2 separate regions of the Homo sapiens genome follow, and region 2 is linked to region 1. A link is a contact called in ENCODE Hi-C or POLR2A ChIA-PET data. All regions are on one chromosome and are shown on one strand. The core of a region is the stretch at or near the end of the contact, and the rest is flanking DNA. Distances in the headings are between cores, read along the strand shown. Region 1 overlaps YTHDF2 (YTH N6-methyladenosine RNA binding protein F2). Region 2 overlaps EPB41 (erythrocyte membrane protein band 4.1).

Evidence for each region. Hi-C counts contacts between places; a loop is a spot of excess contacts on that map. ChIA-PET counts read pairs that join two places held with the same protein, here RNA polymerase II (POLR2A). Pooled maps may share reads with other maps.
Region 2: a map of Calu3 shows a loop between it and region 1 (6-fold over the local background). The contact joins two enhancer-like sites. A Hi-C loop is called at or near these places in 2 of 168 maps with a recorded cell type or tissue (Calu3 and naive thymus-derived CD4-positive, alpha-beta T cell) and 8 of 50 pooled maps. POLR2A ChIA-PET finds 5 or more read pairs at or near these places in 3 of 52 experiments (H1, WTC11 and activated CD8-positive, alpha-beta memory T cell).

What each region holds. Positions count from the first base shown.
Region 1 is chr1:28,746,965-28,749,664 of GRCh38, reverse strand. All of the region lies in intron 4 of YTHDF2 (YTH N6-methyladenosine RNA binding protein F2), which reads right to left. Among named protein-coding and RNA genes, the nearest start is that of YTHDF2, 11 kb to the right of the region's middle. RefSeq lists enhancers at 1-350, 351-872 and a silencer at 1,447-1,670. Within about 2 kb of position 1,250, at least 4 of the 41 ENCODE cell types and tissues checked have a DNase peak (open chromatin) inside an H3K27ac peak, as active enhancers do.
Region 2 is chr1:28,932,148-28,934,847 of GRCh38, reverse strand. The region is part of intron 1 of EPB41 (erythrocyte membrane protein band 4.1); the gene reads right to left. All of the region lies in intron 1 of LOC124903886 (a long non-coding RNA gene), which reads left to right. Among named protein-coding and RNA genes, the nearest start is that of EPB41, 19 kb to the right of the region's middle. Within about 2 kb of position 1,412, at least 3 of the 41 ENCODE cell types and tissues checked have a DNase peak (open chromatin) inside an H3K27ac peak, as active enhancers do.

The DNA of each region.
Region 1 (2,700 bases), core at 1-2,500:
ACTTGACTGCTTCCCTTATTCTTGACTACTTCCCTCATTTTTACTTGTAGTTAAAGGGCTAGAAACAAGACAAAAATTAAACCAATTATTTTATGAAATTTCTTTTAAAAAATTCACTCATTCAGGAAAGTTAACTCTCCTTTCTCCCAGACTATTCCAAAGTTGAGTCAAAAGAGAAACACGGCTGGGTGTGGTGGTGGCTCACGCCTGTAATCCCAGCACTTTGGGAGGCCGGGGCGGGCAGATCATGAGGTCAGGAGATCGAGACCATCCTGGCTAACACGGTGAAAACCCGTCTCTACTAAAAATACAAAAAAATTAGCCGGACGCCTGTAGTCCCAGCTACGCGAGAGGCTGAGGCAGGAGAATGGCGTGAACCCGGGAGGCGGAGCTTGCAGTGGGCCGAGAATGCGCCACTGCACTCCCGCCTGGACGACAGAGCGAGACTGAGACTCCCGTATCAAAAAAAAAAAAAAAAAAAAAAAGGAAGAAAGAAAGGCTCTTAACTGTTGCCTTCTTCTAGATAACAGTTGCACAATGATTCCCTCAACAAAACTTTTCAGGAAAAAGGAAAAAGGTTTATGTAGCAATATATACAGAAATTAGCCAAGACCACAAAGCACATACCCCTTTAGTAAGAATTTCTGAGTTTGTGGTTAAATACTAATTTTAAAAAACCATATACCTTTGACACATTTAACTACTAAAGGACAGATGTAAATATTTATACAAAAGGATGTTCAGTGTAGTGTTATTTTAATTAGAAAAAATAAAATACAAATTGTTGACATATTCAACAATTAGGGATTGGTAAATTATAGTAAGTCTGACAATACTATGAAGCCAACAAAAGTGATGTCATAGGGAATACTTAACTGGGGAAAAGTTCTAAATAAACGCAGAAAGGTCACACAATAGTATCTGCAGTATTCAACAAGGTAAACCACACCTAAAGCACAGTATATTGCTTTTTAAAAAAATAAAAGTAAGTCACATCTATCAAACATGTCACTAAAATTTGCTCTAAGTTTCAAGCCTGACAGATCTAATGCTTGAAGGTTCTATGTTAATTAGATCATGCAGAACAAGTCAGTAATAATGCTAGGCAAAAATGGCTGTGGCTCTGCTTCAGTGTGTTCTGCCAAGATACTGCCCAATCATGGAACTTTAAAACAGCTGTGACACCTTCAGGATGAAGTTTAAGTACTTCCCTACTTCTTTATGGGGTTACCACCCATCTGGCATGAAAGCTTCTGCAATCTCGTAAATACTACAAAGGTACACACACAAACACTTCACCTAAGGGAGTCTACCATCTCAATGAGCTATGAGCCCCATTCTCATAAAACCTGCTTGTTCTTTAAAGCCTAATAAAGATTGTAAGAACAGTTTACAATCAGTTATGTAAAGATGTTAAGGAAAATAGTAACCAACAGGAGAGTAAGGCAGTACTAACTAAAATGGTAACTGGGCTTAGAAGCAATCATAGGCATCTTCCTGAAATCCCAGCAGTTCTTTTTTTTGGTTTTTTTTTTTTGAGATGGAGTCTCGCTCTGTCGCCCAGGCTGGAGTCCAGTGGCGCCATCTTGGCTCACTGCAAGCTCCGCCCCCTGGGTTCACGCCATTCTCCTGCCTCAGCCTCCCGAGTAGCTGGGACTACAGGAGCCCACCATCACACCCAGCTAATTTTTTGTAGTTTATTTAATAGAGACGGGGTTTCACCATGTTAGCCAGGATGGTCTTGATCTCCTGACCTTGTGATCTGCCCGCCTCAGCCTCCCAAAGTGCTGTGCTTACAGGCGTGAGCCACCGCGCCCGGCCAGTGCCAGCAGTTCTTACAAGAGAGTAAACTAAAAAGTAACCTGACAGAAGTATAATTGAAGCCTTTATTTGGTGGTTTGCTCACCGGCTGAGAACTAGGATACTCACTTATCAAGAGTCTTTATGGGCTGGGCGTGGTGGCTCACGCCTGTAATCCCAGCACTTTCGGAGGGAGAGGCGGGAGGATCACAAAGTCAGGAGATCAAGACCATCCTGGCTAACACAGTGAAACCCCTGCACTCCAGCCTGGGCGACAGAGTGAGATTCGTCTCTCAAAAAAAAAAAAAAAAGTCTTTATGGAATGGTTTTTTTTTTTTTTTAGACAAGTTTTGCTCTTTCACCAGGCTGGATTGCAATGGCTCAATCTCAGCCCACTGCAAGTAGTAGCTGGGATTACAGGCACCTGCCACCATGCCCAGCTAATTTTTGTATTTTTAGTAGACACAGGGTTTCACCATGTTGACCAGGCTGGTCTCGAACTCCTGACATCGTGATCTGCTCGCCTCGGCCTCCCAAAGTGCTGGGATTACAGGCATGAGCCACCGCGCTGGGCAATGGTTTTTAAAAAGAGCCATTAGTTAGCTTACCAAAGACGCTAAATTCTGTTTACTATTGCACTCATTCTATGAAAACATTAAAAGGCTGGTCAATTCCAACAAACGAATCTTACACCTACATATCAAGTTCAATTATCATTAACTGAACCACTCTAGCAAACATAATCAAAATACATACTTGATTAAAAGCTGAATTTTTTTTTTGAGACAGAGTTTCACTCTTGTTGCCTAGGCTGGAGTGCAATGGCACCATCTCAGCTCACTGCAACCTCCGCCTCCCAGGTGTAAGCGATTCTCCTGCCTCAGCCTCCCAAGTAGCTGG
Region 2 (2,700 bases), core at 163-2,662, 190 kb before region 1:
AGATCTTGGTTTCTAATGCCATTATCCAATAAAAGGAATGGGGACTCCTTGGAGAAATGACTGATTCTAGGAGCCGGGCAGGAAATATGCAAGATGAGCCTGGAGCATTTTGTAGTACCACAAAGTAGGAAAGTATTAAAATACACACACACACACACACACACACACACACACACACACAATGTCAAAAGAACCAGAGGCCAACCAAAAGAGCACCTGATGGCCAAAGCTGGAACAATTTGAGCAACAAAATAAATGAAGTAATACTGGATTAAAACCCAAAGTGTAAAATAAATATCCATATCAGTATGACTCCACACTGATATAAATGATTGAACAGATGAGGAAAAATAAAGTCTCTGATGCAGAATTACAAATAATTTGTGTAGATATTTTGCCCTCAAGGAGGTAGAGTACAACTCTCCACTCCTTAGGTGTGGGCTATGCATAGTGACTTTCATCTAAAGAGTACAGTATGGAAAAGGGGGGAAAGTATCTTTACAGCAGAGAAACCTGATAAACTACCTTAAGACCAAGGTCAACATCAGTAGTGATAAGTCATATTGATAGGATGTACCCTTGATAGGAAGTAATGAGAATGATACTTTACCTCTCTGGGTCTTCCTCCCAAAAACACATTATCAAGTCTAATAATGACAAAAACATCACACAAATCCCAACTGAGGCAATCTTACAAATATCTGACCAACAACCCTCAAAACTGTCAAGATCATCAAAAACAAAGCAAGTCTGAGAAACAATCACAACCAAGAAAACTGTAAGGAGAAATGAGTACTAGACATAATGTGGTATCCTGGATGGTATTCAGGAACAGGAAAAAGACATTAGGAAAAAAACCTGAGGAAATCTGAATAAAATATGAACTTTAGTTAACAATAATGTATCAATATCAGTTTACTAATGTTAAAAATATACTATACTAATATATTAATAATAGAGGAAACTGCAGTGTGGGGTATATAGGGACTCTGTACTATCTTCACAATAAATCTGTAAATCTAAAACCGTGTGTGTGGTTTTTTTAGACTAGGTCTTGCTTTGCCCAACATGACATACTGAGGACACATCACCTCTGTATTCTTCCCAAAAATCTACTATCTAATCGTGGAAAAAAATCAGACAAACCCCGACTGGCATTTTGTAAAACACCTGGCCGATACTCTATGAACGCATCAATGCTATGAAATGCAAGGAGATACTATCACAGATTGGAGGAGACTAAGGAAGACATAACCACTAAATGCAATGTGATAGCCTAGATTGAATCCTGGTCATCCTAGGTGACAATAAATTATGACTTGTGAAAATCTGAATAGGATGAAAGTTTACCACTACCCTAACCACAATAGAAGAGAGTTCCAAATCCAATCACAGTGCTGCACATCAGTTTTGAAGTCAGCTAAACATTGAGTCTTAGCACCCTCAGTTACTAGCTTCATGACCTTAGATAAGTTACCTCTCCCAGTCTGACTTTATGATTCATAAAAGGAAAATACCACCAGCTAAGGTGTGTTATTGCTGTAAGAATATTAAGCAAAGTGCAGTAAATCTTACTTATTTCTCTCTTCCTATCTTTTCTGCTTTTTGAGCAGAACAAGACAGACTCAAAGACAAATGTTGCCATCTATTTATCATCAAAATATAGTGAACACGGCAAATATGTTTGATCCAAAATGCTTTTCTGTTGCTGCCCTTTATTGATTCAAGCTCAAATGTTAAAGAAAAAAATACATAAAGACAAAACTTTTTCAAAAAATTAAATATACAAACTAAATATACCAAATATATTCAACTCAAATATATTCACAATACTAACAGTATTGGGCTCTCAACATTTAAATTGTCAACTGAGGTATTTAAAAATCTAACAAAATGTCTATACGTGTCTTTGTAAAACAAGAAAATCCTGGAAAAAAGCTTTAGTTCTTCGGTCACTAACTACTCATATTTCTTTGTTCTACTTGTAAACCCTTGACCTCCAGAAAGCTACCCCAAAAATAAAACAACGAATAATATTAATGACAAATATCAAGGCCATACTATCACAGAGCAAGTTTGCTTCTAAGTGATTTGCAGAGCATATGGTCTTTTAATATTCTACTTGATTTTCACTACCAAAAGAAGAGATGAAGAGAATTAGAGTTGACATGGAAGAGAAAATGTACTGAGAGCCTGACAAAACAAGAATATCTAGTCTAAAACTTAACAGAGGAGAAAGATCTTAGACTGAAAATATATAACTAGTTTGGCCTGTTTTTCATCTCCACATTAACAATAACATGAATTATTTGGGAAAAAAAAGATATCTGCTTTTTTTTTTTAAAGGAGGTAGGAGAGAAGCATAAAAAAAAAAAAGGAGAAAAAGCAGCAGCTTTGGCTCCTGGAAGAAAAGATAAAAATATAGAGGCCAGGCATGATGCTCATGCCTGTAATCCCAGCACTTTGGGAGGCCAAGGAGAGTGGATCACCTGAGGTCAAGAGTTCGAGATCAGCCTGGCCAACATGGCGAAACTCCATCTCTACTAAAAATACAAAAATTAGCCAGGTGTGGTGGCACCCACTTGTAATCCCTGCTACTCAGGAGGCTGAGGCAGAAGAATCACTTGAATTCGGGAGGCGGAGGCTGCAGTGAGCTGAGATAGTGCCACTGCACTCCAGCCTGGGCAACAGAGCAAGACT